2 separate regions of the Homo sapiens genome follow, and region 2 is linked to region 1. A link is a loop called in an ENCODE intact Hi-C map of the cell type or tissue named here. Cell type or tissue: B cell. All regions are shown on one strand. Each heading gives the region's core, and the rest is flanking DNA. Links, peaks and the distances in the headings are about the cores only. Region 1 holds the start of HRK (harakiri, BCL2 interacting protein). Region 2 overlaps RNFT2 (ring finger protein, transmembrane 2).

Region 1 (7,357 bases), core at 746-5,745:
TCCCTGTATGATGAACTGGAGTTCCACAAACTGTTTTCCAAAATAATCTCCTAAAACTCTTCCTCCCTTAAAGATCTCCAACAGGACACCAATGAGGAAGAAGAGGAACAGGCAGGGGCCGGGTACTGTGGCTCACGCCTGTAATCCCAGCACTTTGGAAGGCTGAGGCGGGTAGATCACAAGGTCAGGAGTTCGAGACTAGCCTGGTCAAGATGGTGAAACCCCGTGTCTACTAAAAATACAAAAATTAGCCAGGTGCAGTGGTGGGCACCTGTAATCCCAGATACTTGGGAGGCTGAGGAAGGAGAATCGCTTGAACATGGGAGGCTGAGGTTGCAGTGACCTGAGATTGCATCACTGCTTTCCAGCCTGGGAGACAGAGCAAGACTCCGTCTCAAAAAAAAAAAAAGAAAAAAAAAAGAGGAACAGGCAAACAGTCCTAGAACCCATCCTTCCCAAGAACACAGAAAAATGTCCTCACATGTGCCCCACAGTAAAAGCAGCCAGAGTCTGGTGAAATATCTGCTTCTAGCTTCCTGTTTAGGATGTTGTTCCTCTCTATATTTGTTTGCTAGGGGTGCCATAGCAACATGCCACAGTCTCAGGGGCTTAAACAACAAAAATTTATTTTCTCACAGTTCTAGAGGCTGGAAGTTCAAGTTCAATGAGTTGACAGGGTTGGTTCCTTTTTTTTTTTTTTTTTTTGAGACTGGGCCTCACTCCTCATTCTGTCACCCAGGATGGAACACAATGGCATGATCTCGGCTCACTGCAGCCTTGATTTCCTGGGCTCAAGCAATCCTTCCACCTCAGCCGCCTGAGTAGCTGGGAACCACAGGAGCACACCACCATGCCAGCTATTTTTTTTTTTTTGTAGAGACAGGGTTTCACCATGTTGCCCAGGCTAGTCTTGAACTCCTGTGCTCAAGCAATCTACCCGCCTGGGTCTCCCAAAGTGCTGGGATTACAGGTGTGAGCCACCAGGCCCGGGCAGGGTTAGTTCCTTCTGAGGGCTGTGAAGGAAAGACCTGTTCTAGGTTCTCTCCTTGGCTGGTAGATGCCTTCTTCCTCTGTCTTCACATGGTCTTCCTTCTGTGTGTCTGTGTCTGTGTCCTAATTTCCTCTTCTTATGAGGACACCAGTCATAATGGATTCAGGTCCATCCTAATGACCTCATTTTAACTTAATTACTTAAAGATGCTATCTCCAAATATAGCCACATTTTGAAGTTCCAGGGGTTATCAATTTGGGGTGGAGCGGTGGCAGGGGGGACAGAATTCATCCCACTACAGCCTCCCTCCCTCTTCCCAAGTCCCCAGTAACCATTTGTCACCCTAATTCTAAAGGGCTCAAACTCTGGGGCGTGGCAGGTGTGTGACTTTGGATGAGTTACTTAACCCCTCTGCCTTGGTTTATGCATACATAACGTTGGGCTAACAATAGTATCTGTCTCATAGGGTTATTAGGGGAATTAAAGGAGTTATGTGTCTAGAGAACTTAGAACAGCACCTGGCACAGAGCGAGCACTATATAAGTGCTTATTAAGTTAAACATTGAAATCGACAACTCATTTTTACTAAACTGTTAGGAGAAGCTTGGCACGGTGGTGCACGCCTCTAGTTCTAGCCACTCGAGAGGCTGCGGTGGGAGGATTACTTGAGCCCAGGAGTTCAAGACCAGCCTAGGCAACATAGCAAGACCCAAAAAAATCTCTAAAAGTTTTTTTAAAATTAGCCAGGTGTGGTGGTGTGTGTCTGTGGTCCCAGCTACTCCAGAGCTGAGGTGGGAGGATTGCTTGAGCCCAGGAGCTGGAGGTTGCAGTGAGTTATGATCTCATCACTGCACTCCAACCTGGGCCACAGAGAGAAACACCATTTAAAAAAAAAATTTTTTTTAATAAAAATTAAGACAATTTAAAAAGTGCTAGGAGACATGTTACCCTCCCAAAGAATTTGCTTTCTTTGAGCAATGCTTAATATCAGCAATGGAATCACCAATTCACAATAGGGGAACTATATATATTTGAGGGTGTGGATCCCCAACATTCTTCAAAGTACACTATTTGACAACTACATGATCCACTCTAAAATATTAACAGTAGTCAACATTTATTAAATGCTAGTGATGGGACCGGGCATGGTGGCTCATGCCTGTAATCCCAGCACTTTGGGAAGCCAAGGCAGGAGGATCACTGAAGGTTAGGAGTTCGAGACGAGCGTGGCCGACATGGCAAAACCCCATTTCTACTAAAAATACAAAAATAAGCTGGGCGTGGTGGCGGGTGTCTGTACTCCCAGCTACTGGGGAGGCCAAGGCGGGAGAATCGCTTGAACCTGGAGGTGGAGGTTGCTGTGAGCCAAGATCGTGCCACTGCACTCCAGCCTGGTGACAGAGCAAGACTCTGTCTAAAAAACAAACAAACAAACAAACAAAAAACAAAAAACCTAATGATGGGCCAGGAGGCACTGTGCTAAGTAAGGGCTTTCCTGGTATTTAGGCTGGGAGGTGGGTACTATTATTATTCCCACTTTACAGTTGAGAGAATGGAGGCTCCAAAAAGCCACCTCTCAAGGCCATGCTCCCCAGTTAGTAAGTGGTCCAATAGCACAGGATAACTCATGTGTGCAAATTAAGGACTGCCAGACTTAAGAGTGTCAGGGAGAGAGAGGTCCTTCCTTCTCTCCCACTTTTTCATCACCCCCTTCTCTTCCCCCTCTGCTGAACGTTGCATCCCCACGGCCAAGATTGCACCCCCTCTTCTACAGACAACATCCAAGCTGCTGGGACCCGACCCAGCGCCACCTTGCGAGCCCAGCATTTCGAGGGGCAGGCTTCCAAACAGGGTAATAATCGTCCCATTAAAATTAATGTCCATGAAGTGAGCCGTTAAAAGCGTGCAGATTAAAAATGGGGGGAGGGAATTGTTCAATTTAAATCCAAAGGGCTTTTTAAATAGACACTGTGTCTTCATTCTTGGAACGCTACACCCGGGCAATGGATCAGGTCCCCTCTGTAAAGACTAGGGGGATTAAGGAGGTGAGTCCCAGGAGAATGGGAAGTGGTTCTGGCGAGAAGCAAAGGGAACCAAGGTCTATCCAGGGCCCACTGCGTGCCAGGTGCTTGGCACACATTTCTCTCATTTAATCTCTGCCCCAATCCTGGGATGGAGGTATTATTATTCCCAGATTACAGGGGGCAGTATAAAACCGTGGTTAAGAGCTTAGAGCCTGCGGCATACTGCCCTAGTTCAGATGACGGTTTCATTCTTAGCTACTCTGTGAGCTAGGGCAAGAACCCTTACCTACCTGTGCCTCAGCTTCCTCATCTTTGAAATATTATAGTAATTGCATGTAGAATTGTTGGGAGATTTACCTTTAGGCAGCAGAGGCAAGGGCGCCCAAAGCCCACAGGTGCCAGACATAGAAGATGCGCAGTAGGTCTTGGCCATTATGAAGCCTAGAATAATTGGAGCTGGGTGAGGGAAAAGGCCACCAGAATCACACAGTGTTGTGGGCTTTGAGCCCTGACTTTGTTGTCATTTCACCACGCTGTGGGCCAAAAGGGACATTTCTCCTCCTGATCAATTCAGACCAAAACTAAGTTCACAGACTCGAAGAATCTTGGTTATACTCTGCGGTGGGAAGGCAAGAACGGAAGCTCCCTCAGCAGGTTCCAGACTCCCAACTTGGAGCCATCTCTGGACTCATCCCGATGGTCTGAATCCCAAAGTTGTCTGAATCCCAGTCGATTTAAGATCACAGGTTTCATTCTCCCCCACAGAATCCTGACAGCCGCCCAGCCCATCTGAACCTTCACCGTTTGTGACAACTGCAGACGCTCCAGTCTGGAGGTGCACAGGAGTGGCTGTCGGATTGGAAAAGGGGGAATTAAAGTCCCCCGCGCCCCTCCTCTCGCCGACCCCTTAGGGTCTCCACTGCGCATTAAATCGGGGTCATCGCAGAAAACTGTAACGCCATCAGGAAAATAATGTTCACAAAGAAAGCAGACAAGAAGTTTCCCTTTAGAAAGCCCCTTGCGAGGGTCTTTTGGGTGCGGGTGCCGGGCAGCGAGAATGCCTCCGTCCGCGCCCCACGCGAGCTCAGGTGGGCCCATCCAGCCTCCCACCGGGCGCTGGGGGCACTTTAGGGTCAGGTTTCTAGCCAGGCGCTGGGGGCACGTTAGGGTCAGGCTGAAAGCCTACAGGTGCCAAGTCAGACCTGAAACGAGGCAAGTTGGGTGTAATCTGACCCTTCCATAAGATTTTGAATCCACCCACCTCCCCCAAACAAAACAACAGCCTCGGAATATTTTTGAATAATGCAGCCGAATTCAGCATCAGCTTCATCCAAAACGGCAAACAAGCCTTTTTCCCTCGCCAAATCGGAACTCGAGCTGAATTCAGGAAAAGGGGAAGGAGAACAACCTTCCCTCGCGCTCCGCGCCTCCGCGGGGGTCCCCCGAGACCCCCAAAGCCCAGGACCTCCGCTGCGGGGAGCCTTCTCGCGCCGCCCCGCGCCGCGCTCCCCGTCTCCCAAACCTCGCGCTCCCTAGCTGCCGGCGCCGCTAGGGTTAAAAGTTACCTCTCGGTTTCTTCTGCCTGCAGCCCCCCCCCCAACCCCCGGGGGCCGGATGATGTAACCCCCCTCCCCGCCCCCCTCCACCATGTGACACTTTAATTAATAATAGCGCCGTCAGCACAACAAACGCACAACACAAGGAGAAACTTGGTGTCCAGGGGAGGCCCCCGGCGGCTGGAGCGCGGCGGCAGCGGGCGCAGAGGCCGGAGGGAGAGGAGGCGAGGGGCGGCCCGAGCGCGGGGCGGGAGCGAGGCCAGCGGTCATGTGCCCGTGCCCCCTGCACCGCGGCCGCGGCCCCCCGGCCGTGTGCGCCTGCAGCGCGGGTCGCCTGGGGCTGCGCTCGTCCGCCGCGCAGCTCACCGCCGCCCGGCTCAAGGCGCTAGGCGACGAGCTGCACCAGCGCACCATGTGGCGGCGCCGCGCGCGGAGCCGGAGGGCGCCGGCGCCCGGCGCGCTCCCCACCTACTGGCCTTGGCTGTGCGCGGCCGCGCAGGTGGCGGCGCTGGCGGCCTGGCTGCTCGGCAGGCGGAACTTGTAGGAACGCGGGGCTTCTTGGTGGGGCCGGAGCCGAGACCCAGCCGGAGCGAGCAACAGGTACGCGAGCGAGCGAGCGAGAGCCGGGGCGCGGCAGCTGGGCACTGGAGACGCTGGGCTGGCCCGGGAGCGGGAGAGTGGCAAGTTTGGCTTTCTTCTTTTCCCTTCTCCTTCTTCCTCCGTTCTCTTCTCTTGCAAGCATCTCCACCTCTCCTCTTCTACCCAGTCCCCAGTCTTCCCTTCCAAGTGTAAGGTCCACCGTTTCTGCCCCCATCTCTGCGAGTCCTTAAGCGCATCTTGCTACTCACTTATAGCTCAGTGGCTTGCGGAGGACTTCAGCCTCCATAATCCCCACCAGCCCCACAAATAAACACACAATGCAAGTAAAAAGTGTGCTTGCTATGGGAATGTAGTTGTAAGCCACGCCAAATACTTAAAATCTATCGCACTTCCAAGAAAGGTCCCCGGTCCCGTTCCAATCCTCTTGCCGTTCCTGAGTCGCCCCCGTCTCCATCACCTTTGCTCCCAACCTCTTGTCCCTAAGTGTCACTTCTCCAATCTCTGATCCCCATTATCTGGCACCCCAAGCGCATCTCGAGACTTCCTCCCCCTCCAGGTTTCTGGCTGGCCCAATCTTTCTTCCCAAGCTCCGCGCATTTGCAATTTTCCTCTGCCCTGCCAACTTCGCTCCTTCTCGAGTGAGGTGTCCTGTTTAAGGAGTTTGGCTTCCTTCTCCCCAGACGGTTGTAGCTGCTACGGGAAGGAGACGCCCTCGGAGTGGGCTGGAATAGGGGGCTTTCAGGGAAACTCCAATGGGAAGCCTTAAGGAAGGAACATTTATTGAGCTCCTTCGGGGTGCTGGGCACTGTTTAGGGAGGTCATGTGTTGAGAACTTAGGACAGGAAGTGGGTACTGAGCACCTAGTGTGGTTGGTATCAGTGGGAGGAAGGTACTAGGCTCTTGGGGTGGGGGGATCATTGTGCCCTAGCTGTGCGCCTGGCACTGTGCTAGGCGCTTTGAGGAAGCACACAGCGTAAGCATCGTCTTACTACTCTGGATCCTGGAGTAGCGAGGAGCGCTGCAGAGAATGAGGGAGAGAGAATCAGGCTGAGCCCACCATAGATGGGTCTAGGGCCGGAAGGTGAAGCTCGAAGGTGACATAGCCAGCCGCCCTTAGGTCCCCGCCCCCGAGCCCCGCCGCGCGCCGCAGACACCCTGGGAAGTTGGAGCGGCGCCTGAAGGCGAGGCCCGAGCGTCTGCGCCCGCGGGGAAAGGCGGCAGCCGGAGCGTGGGGGGTGGCAGCGCCCAGGGAGCTGCGGGGGTGCGCGGGGTGTGAGCCGGGACCGCAGGCGACAGATGTCGCGTGGGCCCGCGCAGCCCGGGCGCTGGCGAAGAGAAATGCGCGCTTCGGGGCGCTCTCTGCCCGGCTCCCGGGCGCCGGGGGTCCCATCCACTTCTCCCTACCTTCTCTCTCTCCTGTTGGAGAGGCCAGGGGCTCCCGCGACTGAAAGGGGCCAGGCTGAGGCTGCCCAATCCCAGGGACAGGAAGAACATTTTGGATGGATCGCGGGGTGCAGAAAAAGGAAGTTGAGCGACAGACGCGAAGCCCAAAGCGTGGAATTTGGGAAGAGGCAGAAAAAAAGTGGGCGAAGAGGAAGAGAAAAAACAAGCGACGAGATGGGGAGGGACAAGAAGTTTGGGGAGGATAGAGAAAAAGAGAAACTGCCTGGAAAACAAGTTGCAAGACAATTGAAAAGTGAATGAGAAGGAAAGAGAGGAAGGTAGTAAAATCAAATAGAACTGTGGAGAGAGGGCTGGGACACGGCTTTCTCTGGTTCTGTCGTCCAGGAGATTGGAAACGCTCTCCCCTTCCGGCACCAGGCGTGCGGGATGTCGGGTGCCCCTCCCGGGAGGCCGAGGACTCCGGGCCGGAGCCTGACTGTGTGTTCCTGTTTGCCGGTGTGTGAGTGTCGGGGTGGGAATGCTCCCGGGGCCTGGAAGGGGAGGCTGCGGGCGGGGCGGGCAGATTGCGCCGCTCTGCGCCGGAGCGCAGGGGAGGAGTTGGGTAACTGGGGCCTGCGCTGCAGGGGAGGGCGGCGGCCAGGAGTTTCGCTGTTTTGAGTCGGTGTTGGGGGGCAGCAGCAGGTTATTGTCTCTGTGGAGTTTATTTCCCCCGCCCCGCCCTCGCCTTCTACCCCAGAGTTACTTCCGTGCTGCGCCCTGACTCGGAGACACCCTCTTCCCAC
Region 2 (7,357 bases), core at 639-5,638, 120 kb after region 1:
AGGCATAGGCCACCATACCCAGTACTTGTGCTAAACACCTTGTATGCACTATTTCTTTCTTTGTTTTTTTTTTTTGTTTTGAGATGGAGTGAAACCATCTCAAACCATCAAACCATCTCAACCCAGGCTGGTGTGCAATGACACAATCTTGGCTCACTTCAACCTCCACCTCCCAGGTTCAAGCAATTCTCCTGCCTCAGCCTCCCAAGTAGCTGGGATTACAGGTGTGAGCCACCATGGCTGGCTAATTTTGTATCTTTTTAGTAGAGACGGGGTTTCACCACGTTGTTCAGGCTGGTCTCAAACTCCTGACCTCAAGTGATCCACCTGCCTTGGCCTCCCAAAATGCTGGGATTGCATGCATGAGCCACAGTGCCTGGCTCTTTTCTTTTTTTCTGTTTTTTTTTTTTTTTTGAGACAGTCTCACTCTGTCACCCGGGTTGGAGGGTGGTGGTGTGATCTCGGCTCACTGCAACCTCTGCCTCCCAGATTCAAATGATTCTCATGCCTCAGCCTTCTGAGTAGTTGGGATTACAGGCGTGAGCCACCGCGACCGGCCTGGATGCACTATTTCATTCAATCCTTTCAATGGGTTTGTGAATTGGTGCCAACAGGCTCTTTTCCAGAGGCGGCACCTGAGGCTGAGATCACCAAGGTAACCTAATTGAGGGTCTGCAGGTGGGTGGAGGAGCAGGGATTTGAACCTGGAATGAGCACGGGCTCAACTACCCAGGTGCAAATCATGATGCCATCACTTGCACTGGCTGTGTGACCTCAGGTAAGGAACTTAGTGTCTCTGAGCCACTGTTTCCTCAGTGGGAAAATGACAGAAAAATGATTTTGTTTCCCTCCCAGGTTGCTGGGATGAACCTGCTGAGATGAGCAATGGGCTCAGTACTGTGCCGGGCACGCAGTTAGTGCTCAGCAGACACAGAGGACATGCAGGAGGATGGTGGTGAAGCTCTATGTCCACCCAGCAGCATAAGAGGAATGGCCATAAGCATGAAGGTGGAATGAAAGTAACCTAATGGGGCCAGGCATGGTGGCTCACGCCTGTAAACCCAGCACTTTTGGAGGCCAAGGTGTGCGGATTACCGGAGGTCAGGAGTTTGAGACCAGCCTGGCCAACATGGTGAAACCCCGTCTCTACTAAAAATACAAAATTAGCTAGGCGTGGTGGTGTGTGTCTGTAGTCCCAGCTACTGGGGAGACTGAGGCAGAGGAATTGCTTGAACCTGGGAGGCAGAGGTTACAGTGCGCCAAGATCATGCCACTGCACTCCAGTCTGGGCAACAGAGCAAGATTCCGTCTCAAAAAGAAAAAAACAAAAAATGAAAGTGAGCTAATGAGCTGAATGTCTGCGGCGTAAAGGGACTGGGCTAGGTGTACGTGGAGGAGATGCTGCTGTTGGAGGGGAGAAAGAAGGAACATTCAGGGATCTACCCAGGGGTGATAGACCGAAGAATGGCCTCCCTAGGAGGCTGAGGTCAGAGGATTGCTTGAATCCGGGAGTTGGAGGCTACAATGAGCTATGGTCATGCCACTGCACTGCAGCCTGGACAACAGAGCAAGACTCTGTCTCTAAAAATTATGAAATAAAAGAAGAGGTTTTGGTGAGATCATGGCGGATGGGAGGCAGGACTAGATTGCAGCTCCAGAGAGAGCAGCGGGCGGCAGCTCGCATTGTGAATTTTAGCACCAGATTGACTGCAAGGACAAACCAGCAATCCCGAGAGGACCCACAGACTCTCTGAAGGAAACGGACTGCTCCTGCAGGACCCAGGAGAGCCCCCCAAAACTGCGAATGCCCCAACTGCGGAAGTGGGAAAGGGAGACCCTCCTCTCCCGAACACTCACCCTCACGGGGGAAGCTGAAGGTCTGTTTGCAGGAGAAGTTTCCAACTTTATCTGGCGCTGAGTCAATTTGGAAAGCCAAGCAAAATACAGGCGTAGAGGAAGCAGCAGCAAGGCCCTGGGAGCTCACTGGGTCCCCCAGCAGCCCATTCCTGTCTGGCACCACGGGGATCCAATGGGTAGGAGCAAGGGCTAAAACTCCACAGGGAGAAGCAAATCTCTAGCTGAACTGTGTAACAATTTGAACAGGGTAAGAAGCCTCCTGGCCAGAACTCAGGGGAGGGTGCAAATCCAGTGTGCAGACTCCACAGCGGCGGCACGAACTAAACCCTCTTCTTTGGCAGCTGGGAGGCGGATAGTCTGGGGCAGGTTTTCAAGCCCCTATCGCTCTCCACCTGGAAATGGTCTGGGGGCTGTTGTGGTGGGCATGGTGGGAGTGAGACCGGCCCTTCGTTTTGCAGGGGAGCTGGGTGAGGCCTGTGACTGCCAGCTTTCCCCCACTTCCCTGACAACCTGCATGACTCAGCAGAAGCAACCATAATCCTCCTTGGTACACAACACCAGTGACCTGGGAATGTCATCTACTTAACCCATAGCAAGACCCGCCCAAGGAGAGTGAGAGGTCAGAAACGCCTAGCCTCACCCCAACCCGATGGTCCTTCCCTCCTACCCACCCTGGTAGCGGAAGACAAAGGCCATAGAAACTCGAGAGTTCTAGAGCTCCACGGGTTCCTCGCCACGCTACCACAGCTGATGCTCTCTGGAAAGCGCCACCTCCTGGCAGGAGGCCAACCAGCACAAAAATAGCGCATTAAACCACCAAAGCTAAGAACCCTCACGGAGTCCATTGCACCCTCCACCACCTCCATGGCAACAGGCACTGGTATCCATGGCTGAGAGACCCATAGACAGTTCACATCACAGGACTCTGTGCAGACAACCCCCAGTACCAGCCTGGAGCCAGGTAGACTCGCTGGGTGGCTAGACCCAGAAGACAGACAACAATCACTGCAGTTTGGCTCACAGGAAGCCACATCCATAGGAAAAGGGGGAAGAGTACCAAAAAGAGGGAAAACCCCCTGGGACAAAAGAATCTGAACAACAGCCTTCAGCCCTAGACCTTCCGTCTGACGGAGTCTACCCAAATGAGAAGGAACCAGAAAACCATCCCTGGTAATATGACAAAACAAGGCTCTTCAACACTCCCCCAAAATCACACTAGTTCACCAGCAATGGATCTAAACCAAGAAGAAATCCCTGATTTACCTGAAAAAGAATTCAGAAAGTTAGTTATTAAGCTAATCAGGGAGGGACCAGAGAAAGGCAAAGCCCAGTGCAACGAATTCCAAAATATGATACAAGAAGTGAAGGGAGAAATATTCAAGGAAATAGATAGCTTAAAGAAAAAACTATTAAAAATTCAGGAAACTTTGGACACATTTTTAGAAATGCGAAATGCTCTGGAAAGTCTCGGCAATAGAATTGAACAAGTAGAAGAAAGAAATTCAGAGCTCGAAGACAAGGTCTTTGAATTAACCCAATCCAACAAAGACAAAGAAAAGGGAATAAGAAAATATGAACAAAGCCTCCAAGAAGTCTGGGATTATGTTAAATGACCAAACCTAAGAATAATCAGTGTTCCTGAAGAAGAGAATTCTGAAAGCTTGGAAAACATATTTGGGGGAATAATCGAGGAAAACGTCCCCGGCCTTGCTAGAGACCTAGACATCCAAATACAAGAAGCACAAAGAACACCCGGGAAATTCATCGCAAAAAGGTCTTTGCCTAGGCACACTGTCATCAGGTTATCCAAAGTTAAAACGAAGGAAACAATCTTAAGAGCTGTGAGACAGAAGCACCAGCTAACCTATAAAGGAAAACCCATCAGATTAACAGCAGATTTCTCAGCAGAAACCCTACAAGCTAGAAGGGATTGGGGCCCTATCTTCAGCCTCCTCAAACAAAACAATGATTAGCCAAGAATTTTGTATCCAGTGAAACTAACAATCATATATGAAGGAAAGATACAGTATTTTCAGACAAACAAATGCTAAGAGAATTCACCCATTACCAAGAATTTGCCATTACCAAGTCACCACTATAAGAACTGCTAAAAGGAGCTCTAAATCTTGAAACAAATCCTGGAAACACATCACAACAGACCCTCTTTAAAGCATAAATCACACAGGACCATAAAACAAAAATACAAGTTAAAAAGCAAAAACAAAAAATGAAAAAACCAAAGTACACAGGCAACAAAGAGCATGATGAATGCAATGGTACCTCACATTTCAATACTAACATTGAATGTAAGTGGCCTAAATGCTCCACTTAAAAGACACAGAATCACAGAATAGATAAGAACTCACCAACCAACCATCTGCTGCCTTCAGGTGACTCACCTAACACATAAGGACTCACATAAACTTAAAGGGGTGGAAAAAGGCATTTCATGCAAATGGACACCAAAAGCAAGCAGGGGTAGCTATTCTTATATCAGACAAAACAAACTTTAAAGCAACAGTGGTTAAAAGAGACAAAGAGGGACATTATATAATGGTAAAAGGCCTTGTCCAACAGGAAAATATCACAATTCTAAATATATATGCACCTAACACTGGAGCTCCCACATTTATAAAACAATGACTAACAGACCTAAGAAATGAGATTGACAGCAACATAGTAATAGTAGGGGACTTCAGTATTCCACTGGCAGCACTAGACAGGTCATCAAGACAGAAAGTCAACAAAGAAACAATGGATTTAAACTATACCTTGGAACAAATGGATTTAACAGATACATACAGAACATTTCATCTGACAACCGCAGAATACACATTCTATTCAACAGCGCATGGAACTTTCTCCAAGATAGACTATATGATAGGCCACAAAACGAGCCTCAATAAATTTAAGAAAATTGAAATTATATCAAGTACTCTCTCAGACCACGGCAGAATAAAACTGGAAATCAACTCCCAAAGGAACCTTCAAAACCATGCAAACACATGGAAATTAAATAACCTGCTCCTGAATGAGCATTGGATCAAAAATGACATCAAGATGGAAATTAAAAAATTCTTCAAACTGAATGACAATAATGACACAACCTATCAAAACCTCTGGGATATGGCAAAGGTGGTGCTAATAGGAAAGCTCATAGCCCTAAATGCTTACATCAAAAAGACTGAAAGAGCACAAACTGACACTCCAAGGTCACCCCTCAAGGAACTAGAGAAACAAGAAGAAACCAAATCCAAACCCAGCAGAAGAAAGGAAATAACCAAGATCAGAGCAGAACTAAATGAAATTGAAACAAAAAAATTCAAAAGATAAACGAAACAAGAAGCTGATTCTTTGAAAAGATAAATAAAACTGATAGACCATTAGCAAGATTAACCAAGAAAAGAAGAGAGAAAATCCAATGACCTCACTAAGAAACGAAACAGGAGATATTTCAAGTGACACCACTGAAATATAAAAGGCCAATCAAGGCTACTATGAACACCTTTATGCACAAAAACTAGAAAACCTAGAAGAGATGGATAAATTCCTGGAAAAATACAACCCTTCTCGCTTAAATCAGAAAGAACTAGATACCCTAAACAGACCAATAACAAGCAGCGAGATTGAAATGGTAATTTAAAAATTACCAACAAAAAAAAGTTCAGGACCAGACAGATTCACAGCAGAATTCTACCAGACATTCGAAGAATTGGTACCAATCTTTTTAACATTATTCCACAAGATAGAGAAAGAAGGAACCCTCCCTAATTCATTCTATGAAGCCAGCATCACCCTAATACCAAAACCAGGAAAGGACATAACCAAAAAAGAAAACTACAGATGGATATCCTTGATGAACATAGATGCTAAAATCCTTAACAAAATACTTGCTAACCGAATCCAACAAATTACCAAAAAGATAATCCACCATGATCAAGTGGGTTTCATACCAGGGATGCAGGGATGGTTTAACATGCACAAGTCAATAAATGTGATACACCACGTAAACAGAATTAAAAACAAAAATCACATGATCATTTCAATAGATGCAGAAAAAGCATTTGACAAAATCCAGCATCCCTTTATGATTAAAACTCTCAGCAAAATGGCATACAAGGGACATACCTTAGTGTAATAAAAGCCATCTATGATAAACCCACAGCCAATATAAAACAAACTTTCCAGATACAAGATTAATGTACAGAAGTCAGTAGCTCTTTTATACACCAACGGCGACCAAGTAGAGAATCACATCAAGAACTCAACCCCTTTTACAATAGCTGCAAAACAAAAAACAAAAAACAAAAAAAAACCTTAGGAATATACCTAACCACGGAGTTGAAAAACCTCTACAAGGACAACTACAAAACATTGCTGAAAGAAATCATAGATGACACGAACAAATGGAAACACATCCCATGCTCATGAATGGGTAGAATCAATACTGTGAAAATGACCCTACTGCCAAAAGCAATCTACAAATTCAATGCAATCCTCATCAAAATACTACCATCATTCTTCACAGAATTAGAAAAAAAAAATTCCAAAATTCATATGGAACCAGAAAAGAGCCCACATAACTGAAGCAAGACTAAGCAAAAAGAAAAAGCTGGAGGCATCACACTACCTGATTTCAACCTATACTATAAGGCCATAGTCACCAAAACAGCATGGTACTGGTACAAAAATAAGGACATATCTTTTCCTTTCAGCCGGAACTGCCATCTTCTAGTAATTCGCCAAAATGACGAACACAAAGGGAAAGAGGAGAGGCACCCGATATATGTTCTCTAGGCCTTTTAGAAAACATGGAGTTGTTCCTTTGGCCATGTATATGTGAATCTATAAGAAAGGTGATATCGTAGACATCAAGGGAATGGGTACTGTTCAAAAAGGAATGCCCCGTAAGTGTTACCATGGCAAAACTGGAAGAGTCTACAATGTTACCCAGCATGCTGTTGGCATTGTTGTAAACAAACAAGTTAAGGGCAAGATTCTTGCCGAGAGAATTAATGTGCATATTGAGCACATTAAGCACTCTGAGAGCCGAGATAGCTTCCTGAAATGCATGAAGGAAAATGATCAGAAAAAGAAAGAAGCGGAAGAGAAAGGTACCTGGGTTCAACTCAAGCGCCAGCCTGCTCCACCCAGAGAAGCACACTTTGTGAGAGCCAATGGGAAGGAGCCTGAGCTGCTGGAACCTATTCCCTGTGAATTCATGGCATAATAGGTGTTAAAAAAAAAAAAAAAAAAGACCTCTGGGCTATAAAAAAAAATAGGGACATAGACCAATGGAACAGAATAGAGAACCCAGAAATAAACCAAAATACTTACAGCTAACTGAACATAACAAAAACATAAAGTGGGGAAAGGACACCCTTTTCAACAAATGGTGCTGGGATAATTGGCTAGCCACATGTAGGAGAGTGAAACTGGATCCTCATCTCTCACCTTATACAAAAATCAATTCAAGATGGATTAAGGATTTCAACCTAGG

What was found. Peaks named below come from ENCODE experiments on the same cell type or tissue, not always from the same donor. Only the 100,000 strongest peaks of a DNase experiment are listed, where the experiment ranks them.
Region 2: a loop joins it to region 1, with 3 times the contacts of the local background. A loop is called at or near these places in 2 of 110 quality-filtered maps.

The regions. Positions count from the first base shown.
Region 1 is chr12:116,878,790-116,886,146 of GRCh38, reverse strand. It overlaps HRK (harakiri, BCL2 interacting protein), which reads left to right and starts at 4,706. Exons shown (of 2, transcript NM_003806.4): 1 at 4,706-5,171. The coding sequence starts at 4,840. The coding sequence ends at 5,115. RefSeq lists an enhancer at 3,552-4,513 and silencers at 5,019-5,098, 5,977-6,177. In B cell, for the core only: CTCF peaks have their summits at 3,151 and 5,063; DNase peaks (open chromatin) are centred at 3,216, 4,216 and 5,036; H3K4me3 peaks cover 2,126 bases; H3K27ac peaks cover 459 bases; H3K27me3 peaks cover 1,759 bases.
Region 2 is chr12:116,755,122-116,762,478 of GRCh38, reverse strand. The region is part of intron 5 of RNFT2 (ring finger protein, transmembrane 2); the gene reads right to left. It also overlaps the pseudogene RPL21P105. Among named protein-coding and RNA genes, the nearest start is that of RNFT2, 20 kb to the right of the region's middle. RefSeq lists enhancers at 1,549-2,748, 2,274-2,858. In B cell, for the core only: no CTCF peak of the experiment used is centred there; a DNase peak (open chromatin) is centred at 2,538; H3K4me3 peaks cover 410 bases.